Linked DNA regions of Homo sapiens: region 2 is linked to region 1. A link is a contact called in ENCODE Hi-C or POLR2A ChIA-PET data. All regions are on one chromosome and are shown on one strand. The core of a region is the stretch at or near the end of the contact, and the rest is flanking DNA. Distances in the headings are between cores, read along the strand shown. Region 1 overlaps KSR1 (kinase suppressor of ras 1). Region 2 has its middle 8.4 kb from the start of NOS2.

Evidence for each region. A loop is a pair of places that touch in the nucleus more often than their neighbours do. ChIA-PET counts read pairs that join two places held with the same protein, here RNA polymerase II (POLR2A). Pooled maps may share reads with other maps.
Region 2: a map with no recorded cell type shows a loop between it and region 1 (28-fold over the local background). The contact joins two enhancer-like sites. A Hi-C loop is called at or near these places in 1 of 37 single-sample maps with no recorded cell type and 5 of 50 pooled maps. POLR2A ChIA-PET finds 5 or more read pairs at or near these places in 2 of 52 experiments (Caco-2 and GM10248).

The regions. Positions count from the first base shown.
Region 1 is chr17:27,574,031-27,581,042 of GRCh38, reverse strand. It overlaps KSR1 (kinase suppressor of ras 1), which reads right to left. Exons shown (of 21, transcript NM_001394583.1): 3 at 3,404-3,551. Among named protein-coding and RNA genes, the nearest start is that of LGALS9, 54 kb to the left of the region's middle. RefSeq lists an enhancer at 1,679-1,748. Within about 2 kb of position 3,867, at least 16 of the 41 ENCODE cell types and tissues checked have a DNase peak (open chromatin) inside an H3K27ac peak, as active enhancers do.
Region 2 is chr17:27,805,437-27,812,448 of GRCh38, reverse strand. No RefSeq gene overlaps it. Among named protein-coding and RNA genes, the nearest start is that of NOS2, 8.4 kb to the right of the region's middle. RefSeq lists enhancers at 1,835-2,164, 1,592-3,637, 4,251-4,370, 6,116-6,135, 6,052-6,291 and 4 more, a silencer at 3,553-3,715 and promoters at 1-7,012, 3,632-7,012. Within about 2 kb of position 4,233, at least 10 of the 41 ENCODE cell types and tissues checked have a DNase peak (open chromatin) inside an H3K27ac peak, as active enhancers do.

The sequences.
Region 1 (7,012 bases), core at 2,618-5,117:
TAAACCTCTTTTTTATATAAATTATCCAGTCCTGCAGATCACCAGGTCAGGAGTTCGAGACCAACCTGGCCAACATGGCAAAACCCTGTGTCTACTAAAAATACAAAAATTAACCAGGTGTGGTGGTGCATACTGGTAGTCCCAGCTACTTGGGAGGCTGAGGCACAAGAATCGCTTGAACCCGGGAGGCAGAGGTTGCAGTGAGCCAAGATCGCGCCACTGCACTCCAGGCCGTCTCATAAATAAATAAATAACCAATCCAGTTTCAGGTATTTCTTTACAGCCTGTGAGAAGGGACTGACGCACCTGTATTGCACAAGCCCTGCCTCCCTCCTCCCTCCCGCAATATCTGTTCTTCTCCCCAGTGTACAGTGGAGGTCACTGTGACTCAGGGAGGCCACAGACACTGCCCAAGGCCAGAGAGCTAAGAAAGTGGTGGGATGGGAATTGAAAACATCGATCTCAGCACCGTGCTCCCCACCTTGCCCCCGACAATGCTACTGATTCTGAATAACCTAGAGCGGAACAGCTGTGGGAGGTAACAAGCTCCATCAGAGGTGGTCAAGCCACTTCTCAAGAATAGGGGGGATGAATTAGCCTTCCCAATTCATAAGTTTCTTTGCACATCCCATCCCCTCTTCAAACACCCTTCCTCCCACCTGACTGCAGTGACTTTCTATTCAGGAACCGACTAGACAGGAGTTGCTCAGTCCCTGTGCTCCCATACCGCTTGCTCCTTACGAGCTACAGCCATGACTGACACTGTAGCTCATAGACTGGCCTACTGGAGGCACCAAACAGGTTTCTTATTGAGCAGATGAAAGGATGAATTTCATGAATCTATGAGTAAGCCTGCTACCAAAGGGAGCAAGCTTGCCACCAAAGGAAACAAGCCCCAAAGTTGCAAGTTGCCTATTTAATCACCACTGCTCTAGGCCCACTTGAGGATGGCCAGTGGGTCTTGATGTGTGCACCGACACCAGCTGATTGGCAGTGGCTGCTTGAGAATGACACTACAGTCACACAGAAACATCTGTGGGTTAGTGATATCTGCCTCGGGTGAAGGATTGGGAGGATCAGCAGGAATGTTCATCTCCTATTCACCAGCACAGACAACCATCCTTCACTCACTTTTTTTTTTTTTTTTTTTTTTTTTTTTTTTTTGGTGAGACAGCATCTGGCTCTGTTACCAAGGCTGGAGTGCAGTGGTATGATCTTGGCTCACTGCAACCCCTATCTCCCAGGTTCAAGCCATGCTCCCACCTCAGCTTCCTGAGTAGCTGGGATTACAGGCACACACAACCACTCTTGGCTAATTTTTGTATTTTTTGTAGAAACAGGGTTTTGCCATGTTGCCCAGGGGGGGCTTGAACTCCTGAACTCAAGCAATCAGCCTGCCTCAGCCTCCCAAATGCTGGGATTACAGGCCTGGGCCACCATGCCCAGCTGTTCACTCACCTTTCTTTAGACCAGAGATTGCAAAGGAAATGACTTCAACACTTTCTATCACCTCATAGGCCTCACACTGAAAAGAACATCTAATACATGCCAGGCTCTGATCTAAGGACTTTACGTTAACTCATTTCCTTTTCACAACAACCCTGAGAGAGGTGTCGTTATCACTGCCATTTTACAGATGAGGAAACTGAGGCAGAGTGAGGTGAAGTAACTCACCAAGGTCCCACAGGTTCTAAGTGGCCGAGCAGAGTGCTGGGCCCAGGCAGGGCCCAGGTGGTTTCATTCCATAGCCCACCTGTACTCTGACTAGACTGCTCTCACCAAGCCCCATGGGGATGCAATGAAGATGCTGTGATGCACAATCTAATGGGATCACTGGTACCCAGCGGATCCCAGCAGGTGCCCGTGAAGTGCAGCCAGCACTGGGCAGACGAAAGGCCGGTGTCCTGGACTGTGATGGGGCTAGGACTCTGCTGGGGATGCAGAGGCACCACAAGCTGAGACTAAATGAGAGAGAAGAAACCCAGAAAATGCTTCTTCTTCAGGGGCCTCCTCTAAGGCCTGCTGGAAAAAGCACCCTCTGAACAAGAAACCTGAGTTCAAAGCCCAGCTCTGCTCCATGCCAGGTGTGGGGCCCCAGATGACTCATCCAACGCCTCCAGTGGTCAGAGAGGCCTCAGCTACAAAGCGAGCTCAACACTACCTCTTACAACGATGTGGCCACAATATGTGTGTCACACGCCTGGCACACAGTAGGTGCATAAATTAGTGATCTCCCTCTCTTGGCATCTAGGACAGGTAGACAGCAGCCTGCATGACACAAATAGGTCACTACCACTTAAAAGCTGACTCTTCCACAATTCTTTAAAATCCAGGCATAAGGAGGAAGCAAAGAAGGGCTGACAAATTACCCCAAAGATCTCAGCTTGGGTGGCAAGCATGGGGACAAACCAATCGCCATCAGGGCCCAAGGTTCAAATTCTGGCTCAGCCACCAACTGCTGTGTGCCCTTACCCAAGCCCTTTCCCTCTCTGAGCTCAGTCTCCTGTAATATGTGAGAACAAGAACACCAGCCACACTTCTGTTGTGTTTATTTTCAGCATCTGCCGGGAGACCTGGCAGGTCAAGATTTTCTGAATTGAGTGCAACTTTCTACACTGTGCCGTGTTCAGAGGACTTGATACAATGAGGGCAGAGAGGAAATTAAGCCCGATCCTCTCTGGGAAGAAAAAACCAGGCAGAATATAAACCTTGGTGCCTTCCTTAAGCCTCAGGCAGACGGAGATAAGACAGGGGCCTCAGATAATTAAAAACCAGGCCTGATTCCATTCATGAGGCTTATTTTAATGCCTTATCTATGTGGTAGTGGGACCATTAAGTCAGGCATTTGAAGCTGTTTCCGACGCAAGATTTAGAAAGCCTGTGAATAATTCCCAAGGACCTCGTGGCAAGGCCAGGATTACACACTTTGCCTGGGACAGCCACGTACACACTCCCAGCTAAAGAGCCATAGAGTTTCCCTAATCACCCTTGGCTCAGGCCCACATCAGCATGTGCCTTCTGAGCACAGAACCCAGCCAGCAATGGGGACAGGAGAAGACGGGGAGAGGGCTGGGGGCTGGAATGTGGGAAGCTGGCAGAGGGTACACAGAGCCCTCAACAGAGAGGAAACCATGCCAGGCCAGCCCAGCCCAGCAGACAGGCCTGGGATTTCTAACCATGGCTGAAACCCCTCAGATTCGGCCTGGCCAGACCCACCAGGATCCAGAGCCCTGAGGACCCTGGGAGAGCTTCTCAGGAGGCTGTGAACATCCAACCCTGGCCTTTCCAGGCTGCCCCAGAAACCCTGGGCCACGCTTGCCCCGCTCCATCACCCACCATAGTGAAGGCCACAGCCCCAAGGGCACCAGGCCAGGCAAGGGAGAGGGTGGCAGGCCCCACGTACCCAGGCCTGTCACCTTCCGCAGGCAGGTGAGGGCATACTGCAGACGGCCACACTCATCCCCGCTGGCCCCACAGCGCCGCAGCGTCTCCTTCACCTTGGCCTCATTCATCTCCAGCAGGGCATCCAGCGTGAGGTCTCGGGGGATCTCCTAAGGGGACAGAGGGACAGGCAGAGAGGCGGTGAGCAGTCGGCTGGGCCGGGAGCCCCTCAGCCTCAGGCTGGCCTCCTGCTGAGTGGCAGGGGCCAGCTGCTGGCTGGGCCGGCCTCTGACCAGAGCCACCACGTGCTTGGGGACACAAGCAGAGCTCCCTGGCCCCCACCCTCCAGGCTCCCAGAGACAGCAGCTGAAGCAGACTCGGTGGGGGGTGAGGGGAGGAAGTAAAGACCAGAAAGGTTTGGACGAGGGCATGTTGCCCAGCTTGTTTCTTCTTACTCCTCTGCACAGAAAAAAAACAGCGAGTCATAACAACTTTTTAGAATGACGAGTACTTCAGACAAAGATGGCCCTTCACAATTTTGTTGTATCTGAATCAGATAAGAGAGATTTCAAATCAAACTGGCTCAAGAAAGGAAGGATTTAAAAAAAAAAAACAAAAAAACCTCACCAAACACTGCAGAGGCACTTACTGCCTCACCTGATTTCTATCAAAACTTTTCACTGGCCCCACCTGACAGATGAAGAAAGAGGCTCAGAGAGATTATGTCACCTGCACGAGGTCACTAGGCCATACGGTGAAGAAAGTGGCAGGCAGAATTTTAAGGTGGTCTTGTGACCTTTGTCCCCTGGTGTTGCTCCTGATCTTGTTACATTACAGAAGTCTCCCTCTTATCTGCAGTTTCAGTTACCAGCAGCCAACCATAGCCTAAAACTATTAAATGGAAAATGCCAGAAACATTCCAGAAATAAACAATTTATAGTTTTAAACTATGCACCATTCTGAGTAATGTGATGAAATCTTGCGCCATCCAGCTCCATCCCACCGGAGACGTGAATTGTCCCTTTGTCCAGCGTCTCCACACTGTCTCCACTCCCGGCCTGTTTGTCACTTAGTAGCTATCTTGGTTATCAGATCAACTGCCACGACCTCTCCCCACATAGGCACTTTATCATCTCACAGCATCACAAGATGAGGGGTGAGAACAGTACAGTAAGATATTTTGAGAGAGAGAAGAGAGACCACATTCCTGTAACTTTCATTATAGTGTATTGTTATAATTGCTCTATTTTGTTATTGTTGATTATTAATCTCTTACTGTGCCCAACTTACTAACTTTATCAGAGGTATGTATGTATAGGAAAAAACACAGTATACATCATATATATATATATTCAGTACTATCCATGGTTTCAGGCATCCACTGAGGGTCCTGGAACATATCCCCTACAGAAAAGGGGGTATTACTATATACAGCAAAAGGGAAATTATCCAAGTAGGCTTCATCCAATCACAAGAGCCCTTTAAAAGCAAAGGGTTCTCTTGAGCTGGTAACAGAGAAGTCAAGAGACCTGAAGCGTGAAAAGCAGACTTTGAAGGAGGAGGGGAATGGGGGTGGCCTCTGGGAAAAAAAGTAGCCCCTGGCTGACAGCCATTGAGGGAATGAGGACCTCAGACCTCCAGCCACAAGGAAATGGATTCTGCCAATAACCTGAATGAACGTGAAGTGGATTCTTCTCCAGAACTTCCAGGTAAGAGGAAGGCCTGGCCTACACCTTGACCTCAGCCTTGTGAGATCCCAAGTAGGGATATAAGCAGAGCCTGAGTGGATTCCTCCACCTAGAGAACCATGAGATGATAAGCGGGTGGTGTGTTAAGCTGCTAAATTTGTTATGAAGCAATGGAAAATACAAAGAATGAATGGTAGAATCAAGGCTCAGTGGACTTCAAAACTTGTGCCCTTTCCTCTCATCAGGGAGGGAGGAAACCTCTCCAGCTCTGACTACTTTGAGCCACATGACACTGTCAGAGGCACTGGAACCAGAGCCATTCCATCTTGAATAGGGGCTGGGTAAAATGAGGGTGAGACCTGCTGTGCTGCATCCCCAGGAAGTCAGGCATTCTTAATCATAGGGTGAGAGAGAAGGTCACAAGATACAGGTCACAAAGACCCCATGATAAAACAGGATGAGCTAAAGAAGCCAGCCAAAACCCACCAAAACCAAGATGGTATCCCAAGTGACCTCTGGTCTTCCTCACTGCTCATTATATGCTCATTATAATGCATTAGCATGCTAAAAGACACTCCCACCGGCACCATGACAGTCTACAAATGCCATGGCAATGCCCAGAAGTTACCCTATATGGTCTAAAGAGGGGGAGGGGCCCTCAGTTCCAGGAATTGCCTGCCCCTTTCCCAGAAAATTCACAAATAATCTACCCCAGTTTAGCATATGGTCAAGAAATAACCATGAAAATAGCTAACTAGCAGCCCTCAGGGCTGCTCTGCCTACGGGGTTGCTATTCTTTTGTTTCTCCACTTCTCTAATAAACTTGCCTTCATTTTATTCTGTGGACTCACCCAGGATTCTTTTTTGTGCAAGACTCAAGAACCCTCTTTTGGGATCCAGAATGGGACCCCTATATCCAGCAACAATACCAAACCTGGGACAAATATAAAAAACCAATGGGACATGCCTCTGGTCTCAAGTGGCCTACAGCCCAGTGGGAGGAGTGACAGACATTTAAACAGGTAACTACAATGCAGTAAGATGCGCACTAGAGCAGAGAGAGTTCAAAGAGCTATGGGACCAGATCAGACCTTTTTTTGTCTTTAACCCTTTCTATATTTTCCAGATTTTCTGTAACAGAGAAGGCCAGACATTCCACATCAAATGACTGCTATAAAGCTCACAGTTCTTGAGAATCTAAGCCAATCCTGATTTTTAGCAAGTTGTGTCTAATTTTACTTTTAAGGACTAATTTCATTGTCATTCCATTTACATGCTGTAATTCCTTGTCTCAAGCGTCAAAACTAACCCTAATGAAGATACTGGCTGAGTCCTGAAGGTATGAGGCCCAACCCATACCCCTCTCTCCCATAGCAAGGCTGGAGCTAGATGCCTGCCTTTCTGTATTTGTTTGTTTTTTACTGTACCCGCTGACGGCAGATGCTTTTGTAGCTTTTCAGTATATTCTTCAATCTTCAGGGCTGTAGGCAAGAATCACATCACCACTTAGCATGATCACACCAAAATAAAGCCAGACACATAACTGTACCAAGAAGCTCATCACTGGTTGGCCAAAACCCTGGTTGCCTTCCAGAAGATAAAACTAAAGTGTCACAGGAACCACTGATGAGAACGGCACCAGCAGGGGAGGCAGATTAGACAAATGGTGCCATGCAGAAGCTTCTATACAATCAACATGTCTTGCTTTCTTTCCCTTAGCCTGTCTTCCACTGAAATGAGGTTTGGATATCTTTGCCCTCATTTGACTGTTAAGAGCACCTTGGCGATACCGTCAGGGTAAGCACAAGAGCAACCTTCACCTTATCTGAACAAAGCAATCCTCTACTTGTCCGGAAGGGTGTCCTCAGTTTGTCTCTCCACCACATACTCCAAGGCTGTGATGACTCAGCAGTTTGCCCAGATGATGATAGAGATGTTTAATG
Region 2 (7,012 bases), core at 2,984-5,483, 230 kb before region 1:
AAGAGATCATAAAAGCAGTGATTTGATAAAGTCATTAATAGGGCTGTAAAAAGGTTGATTGCCTTTCCAACAAAATTCGGCAAAGTTATTAGCTTCCTCAGAACCCTAGCCAATGCCGTATCAGGGTGCTTTCCAGGGTCGTCCCTTATCATAGTCCATACGCCTCTCCTTCCTCAATGCCTGCAAACTGCTGGCTCTCATTTGTGCCATAAAATAGCAGACTTCCTCAATTAACCAATAGTACCTGTGCCAGACTCTGTCATGGAGCTGCAAAAATGCAAGTTCCCTGAACAGGTTCTTCCAGAGAGCAAGAGGTTACGGTAAAACTCTGGGCAATAAGGAAGCTGGGCCACATGGCGGGAATCATGCAGCCTGGGGAGACTTTGGGACCCTGAAGGCAGTTCTCTCCAGGGCCTGGGTTCTCTCCACCCTGCCTGCCTGTGGCGTCCTGGTCTGGAGCTCAACCCCTCACTCCCTGCTCCTCCTGCAGCAACCTGCCCTGTACTCCCCACTGCAGGCTTCTTCTGCCTGCAGCTCCATCCGTCATCTCTCTGGGGGGCTTTTGGATACCAACTCTGCTATCAATCACCACTCTTCTGTCTCCAGTTCAAACCTGCAGGGCCTGAGGTCCATCAGGGTACCTCTGAGGCCACTGGCTGCTCCCTGGTGACATGCCCACCCTTGTCCAGGCAACTGGAGGGGTCACATGATACACATCAGGGAAACAGGCCAAGGAAACCCCTCAGAAGTGGGCCATGCCAGGGCAGATGGGCTAATGAGGAGTTCTTCCAGATAGGAGTTAAGTACTAAAGACAAAACAATTAATATGGAATTAAAGACACAACCAGGACCTGGAACAAAGTTGCAATCACAAAGCTGTCTGTGTTTCTTGCATTTTCTCCACCTCTTCCAACCCACTGCGGGCTTCAGTTTTCCCTTCTGTTAAGACTGAGAGCATGTATTTCCCACATTCCCTTCTTCATCCATGTGCATTAGATCATCCGGCAAGATAAACAGCAGCCCTGTGACATATATCCCCATTGTCCCCATGTTACGTATGAGGAAGGTGAGTCACATGGATGAGCCAAGAATCTTCCCTAAGTGGGCCTGGCTCACGGCGCTGCTGGCCTCTCGTAAGCAGCTAGTGGCAACCTCAGCTGAGCACTCCATAAATTAAGTGCTCAATGCTCACTGCAGGCTGGAGCCTCAAGTGAGCACCACTGCCGCCGCCAGTCCCCCGTTCCAGCAATTTATTTTAATCCCCTCTTCTTTTCCTCCTGACCTTTCAACTGCCCCAGGTAACAAACTATTTACATGGAAACTACCCAACAGACAGCTAATCTTGTACTGGTCTAGAACAGGGGCAGTAAATACAGGTCATTGGTCATCTGCCCAGGGCAGATGCGGGTGGCTACTTTTTCCTACTGAGCCTTAAAACTACAGAACTTTAACATTGATCTCACTGCAAGGCTCTGAGCAGCCATTCCTTGTCTATGAAGGTTGGCACAATGGATAAAATTCACTGGCCTTGGAATCTGATTCACCCTTCTGTGGGGTTTGCCTGGGGACCTGCAGTTGATCTCAGATCAGCACTAGTTAGATGCTGCCCTCTCTCCACACCCATCCAAAGGCCTAAATAGGAGGCTCAGGTCTTCCTGACAGTAAGAGTGGTGCTTGGGTATGCAAATGGCTGGGAGGATATCCTCTTCCGAAGCCTGTGACAATCCTCCCAGGGTTGCTCTGTGACTCCCACTCCCTCGATGACCTGCTGCAGCTTCCTGCCATATGTAAATCTCTTGCCTGGCTTTCCCCGTCCCCCCTCCTTTCCACTGCCCCACTTCTCAAGCTCTTTTCCAGTAGATAATTAGTGGAGTGGCATTTATATACACACTGGATGAGAAACAGACTGGAAAAACGAAACTCCTATTTATTGTGGACCTGCTATGTGCCACACCCTCTGCAGAAACTTGTGTGACTTTTCTCTTTCTCCTTCCATTTCACAGAAGAAGAAACTGAAACTGATGAGTAATAAAACTTGTGTCACCCAGAATGGGGCCCCCTCCAGGGCCTTCCACAGGCTTAGGGGAATCCAGGTCACCTGTGTGCTTAAGAGCCACCGAGGACGAAGGCAGATTGGACATCTGGAACCACGATGGTCAGGGGCAGGCTGCAGGTTGCTATGTCTCTACTTGATGCAGGTCCTCAGGGAAGCAGGCTGTCCCACCAAAATCAGAGCTCAGAACTCAGGGTCAGGTATCTACTCCCATATGTCCATCCATCCATCCATCCATCCATCCATCCATCCATCCGTTTGTCACTCACTCATTCGTCAATGGTCCATTGGCTACTTCACATCCACTAGAAGCTATATGACACAAAAAAGAAAGCCCATTACTGGTGTTGTCAAGGATGTGGACTGATTGGGACCCTCTTCCTATGCTGGTAGTGATATAAAATGGTGCAGCAGCCACTTCAGAAAATAGTCTGGCAGTACCCCAAAAAAGTTGAACATAAAGTTTCCCTATGACCCAACAATTCTATTCCAAGATAATTGAAAGTACATGTTCACACAAAAACCTGTACTCAAACATTTATATTTGGACAGCAATATTCACAGTGACCAAAAAATAGAAACAACCCAAATGGCCATCAATTGATGAATGGATGCATAAAATGTGGTATATCCATACAGTGGAATATTACTAAGCCATAAAAAGAATGAAGAACTTAAACATGCCACGTGAATGAACCCCAAAAACATTATAAGTGAAACAAGCTAGACACAAAGGGCCAAATATTATATGATTCCATTTGTATAAAACATCCAAAATAAGCAAATCTATAGTGAAAAAAAAGTAGATTTAGTGGTTTCTAAGAGTTGGGGGTAAGAAATAGGGAGTGACTGTTAATGGGTACAGGGTTTCTATTTGGGGTGACAAAAACGTTCTGGAATTAGATAGTGGTGATAGTTTCATAACTTTGTGAATATACTAAAAACCACTGAATTATACTCTTTAAATGGGGGAATTTAATGGCACGTGACTTTTTATCTCAACAAAACAAAATCCACTGAGCACCTAGTCTGGGCCAAGCATGCTGCTGGTGCTGCAGAGATGTGAGACATGACCTTGGCCTTGGGAAGCTTGTGTCTAGTAAAAGAGACAGAGCAGTGAGACCACAATTAAAACAGTGGGATCAGTGTTGAGGAGAGGGGAGCCTAAGGGATTTGGGGAACCCCAAGGGGCTTGAGGATGGAGGGTCAGGGGAGCCCCTAGAGGCAACAATGCCATGAAGTAAAGCAGAGTCTGAAGGGGATTCGAGTCAGGGCAAGGGTGGGCTAGGGAGCTGTCGGGAAGGACATTCCAGCAACAGGGAACAGTGTGTGCAAAGGCATGGCTTACTAGAGAGCTCCTGGAGTTGGGGGGAGCTCTGAAATGCAGGCCAGGATGAGACAGGCTAGACACAGGTATTGGAAGCAGAAGTTCAAGGTTCTTCCTTCCGGCATGGGAGCTTCCCTTGTAAGCTCAGCAGGAGGACAGCCTTTCCTCCTGTTGGGGACTGTCACCTCCTCTGAGAGTACTCCCCCAGGCTTCCCTGCCCAACCCCGCCCCCACCTGGCCTCTTGGGCCCTCCCGGGAGCCCCTGGGGAACTCCTGCATTGCTCAGTCCTTCCTCCAGGGCCCTGACAGCATCACAGATCATTTCATTGATTTTCCTGCCTCTTCCCCAGGAGCTGTCTTTGCCCTTTAAACAGTTGTTGTCTACAAGAGCTTGGTCTTGGGTGAGAGAGGGCTGCCTTGAGCCTCAGACCGGTGGTGTCCCTAAGATGCTCCTCCCAGAAGCATTTGGAATCAAATGGACCTGAATCTTGGTTCTGCAGCTTTAGCTGTATGATCTTGGGAAAAATTCTTTAATCTTCCTAAGCCTCAATTTTGTCATCTGTAAAATAGGGTTGACACAGCTCACCTCACAGTGTGGTGGTGTGGAATGCATGAGATAACACATTAAAAAGGCCCTGGCAGTCAGCTGGGCATTGTTTCTTGAGCTCCAGCATGTGCCAGGTGCTGGGAGAATAGCAGTAGGCAGAGCCAGCCAGCTCGGTGCTGCTGCTCTGCTAAAGCTACAGCTACGCTCCGGCTCTGGCAAGATAGGAGCGTGCTCAAGCTGAACTGCAGGGCAGGTGCTGCGTACATCCTCTCGCTACTCCTCCCCAAGGCTTGAGGAGGTGGGGACTCTGTGATTATCCACACTTTACAGATAAGCAAACTGAAACCAAAAGTAACCTCTCCAATGCCCACAGATGAATTTAGGTGGCAGGCCTGAGACTTGTCCCTGAGTCTGCCTGACAGTGGCCTCTGCCGTTATTAATAGCTTGCCCCCCACAGCCTCCCACTCAAATTGCTGGAGGAATTACCCTTCCTCCCTTCCTCCAATTCTTCCTTCACCCACCAAGAGCCAGACCCCACCTCTGTTTCAAGAGTGAGCCGCTCAGCTTTGGCCAACCGTCCTAGCATTTCGATGCACTTGGCCTGTCCCCCTGGTTTCCACTCTGTTTTTAAGGAGGCAGCCCCTGTCCCCCAAATGCACCGCCTCCAACAGGCTCTGGGACTCATCTTGCCATCTCTATTGGCAGCAGAGTGGGGAGGGAGAGAGACAGCCAGCTTGTCTGCCATCACTCACCACTGGATCCCCAGGGCCCAGCTTGGAAAACTCACGGACGATGCTCAGAAAACCGGTGTAACTCCTGCAGAACAGCCAGGGGCGTGGGCAGCCGCCCTCTCTGTGCCTCCTGTAATGAAAATGGGTGCTAGAGGCTCTTTTCCTTTGGGAAAGGTGAATTACTGGCACAGCCACACGTCTGAGATAGTATTTCAAAAAGTAAGGAGTCACTTTTTATATTATAAAACTAACATATGCACAGATAGCAAATACAGAGAAGGGTAAAGAAAAGATAACTATTGCCCATAATTCTACCACTTTTTAATATTTTAGTATTTTTTTCTCACATTTTTTCTGTCTTTATTTTACATGTTAGGGGTTATCATTTTTCTACTGATATCATGAACATTATTTCTTATCATAAAGACTCTTTTTTTTTTTTTTTAAGAGATCAGAGTCTCACTGTTGCCTAGGCTGGAGAGTGCAATGGTGCAATCATAGCTCACTGCGGTCTCTTAATTCCTCAGCTCAAGTGATCCTCCCACCTCAGTTAGTAGCTAGGTCTACAGGTGCTTGTCACGATGCCCAGCTAAATAAATCCTTTTTTTTGAAACAGGGTCTCACTTTGTTGCCCAGGCTGGGGTGCAATGGTACAATCACAGCTCACTGCAGCATCGACCTCCTGGTCTCAAGCGATCCTCCCACCCCAGCCTCTCGAGTAGCTGGGACTGCAGGTGTTCACCACCACACTTGGCTAATTTTTGTAATTTTTGTATTTTTTGTACAGACAGGGTTTTGCCATGTTGGCAAGGCTGGTCTCAAACTCCTGGGCTCAAGCAATCCTCCCATCTTAGCCTCCCAAAATGCTAGAATTTACAGGCATGAGCTACCACACCTGGCCAAAAAATTCTTAATACACTTTTTTTTTGGCCACGTAATGGTACACTATAAAGCTGGCCTGGTGTGCCTTTCTCTATGCTGATCACTTGGGTTGTTTCTGGCTCTCGTAGAGAGCGATGCTCCAGACATCTCTGTGCACACAGTGGTCAGGCTCTGCAGAAGTTGCCAGTCGTTGCTACATTCTGCCTTTCAGGGGCACTCTGGTGGGGAAGATAACTTTTCCAAGAGCATCAAAGACCAGATATGTATGAGGTGGGGAGACTCAGAAAGCCCAGATACCACAGCTGGAAAGGCCTCAGAGACCCTTAACTGAGGAAAGGGAGGCCCGGAGGGCTTATGTGGCCTAACCAAAGATGCAGCGCTTCTTAGGGAAGGATACAAGAGGGTGGGCTTAGCTGAAGCTCTTGGCATTTAGAACTTCTTGGATCAGCATCCAGCACCCTCAGAGGCTGTACCTGGGGAGGAGGTACCTCTCTTCCTCCATTTGACCCAATTCTAAACCCCCTGTAGCAGTGACGTCTGTCTTCGTCTCATTCCAGTGCACTTTGTGAATTCTAGAGGGCTTTCCCAGAACCAAGGAAGGCTGCTCTGCCCACAGCAGGCCTTGGGAATTTAACCTCCCTGGGAGCAGCCTCAATGAGTGATGCTCTGGAACTGCTGGGTCAGTAGCCCAGCCCCTGGCCCCTTGGATGGGATCATTTGAAGCCCTGTTTTCTGCACCATTTTTCAAGTTCCCTGGTGGGGCTGAGTCTGGTTGCAAATCGTGAAAGCTGCCCTATAGTACTTTTACCAGCTGCCTCCCTTTCTCTGTCTCACTTCCTCATTCCCCTCCTGATGTCCCCTGCACTTCCCAGATACACTACTTGCCCCTGAATCTTGCCCCTTGAACCATCACACCCTGGGACTACCCCAGGTGCCACTCTGTTTGTTGTTTCTCCGCCTAGAAGGACGGGCACCCAGGAAGCAAAACGGGAGGGCAGGGAAGGGAGGGTGTTCTGGGGAGGCTTGACAAGAAACGAGGCTTTTAAAAGAAACAGCAGCAAAGTGCCAGGCCTGCACCAGCCAGCTTGAGTCACACTCCAGGGACTCAGCAAAGCTTGTCCACCTTCCTGGTCCACCCTGGGCCTGTCCATCCTGGAGTGACCACCGGGCGTTTCCAGTAAAAATCCCTTCACTTCACTTCCGTCATCTCCGAGTCAGGCAAGGTGGTGGAAACCGGGGAAGACCTCAGCTTCGGAGCTGCTGGAATTTGTGTGACTCACGCCCTCCAGTGGTCACTTGACAAATGACATAGGGCTCACGGTCTGGGGACTTGAGCTTGTTAGGGCCTCAGAACCGGGAGGGTCCCAGGAATGCCTCTTCTCAATGCCTTCCTTTGACAGCTGAGTGGAGTGAAGGCCCCACAGGACACGTGACTCGCCACGGGACATGCACACACACAAATAGAGAGTAA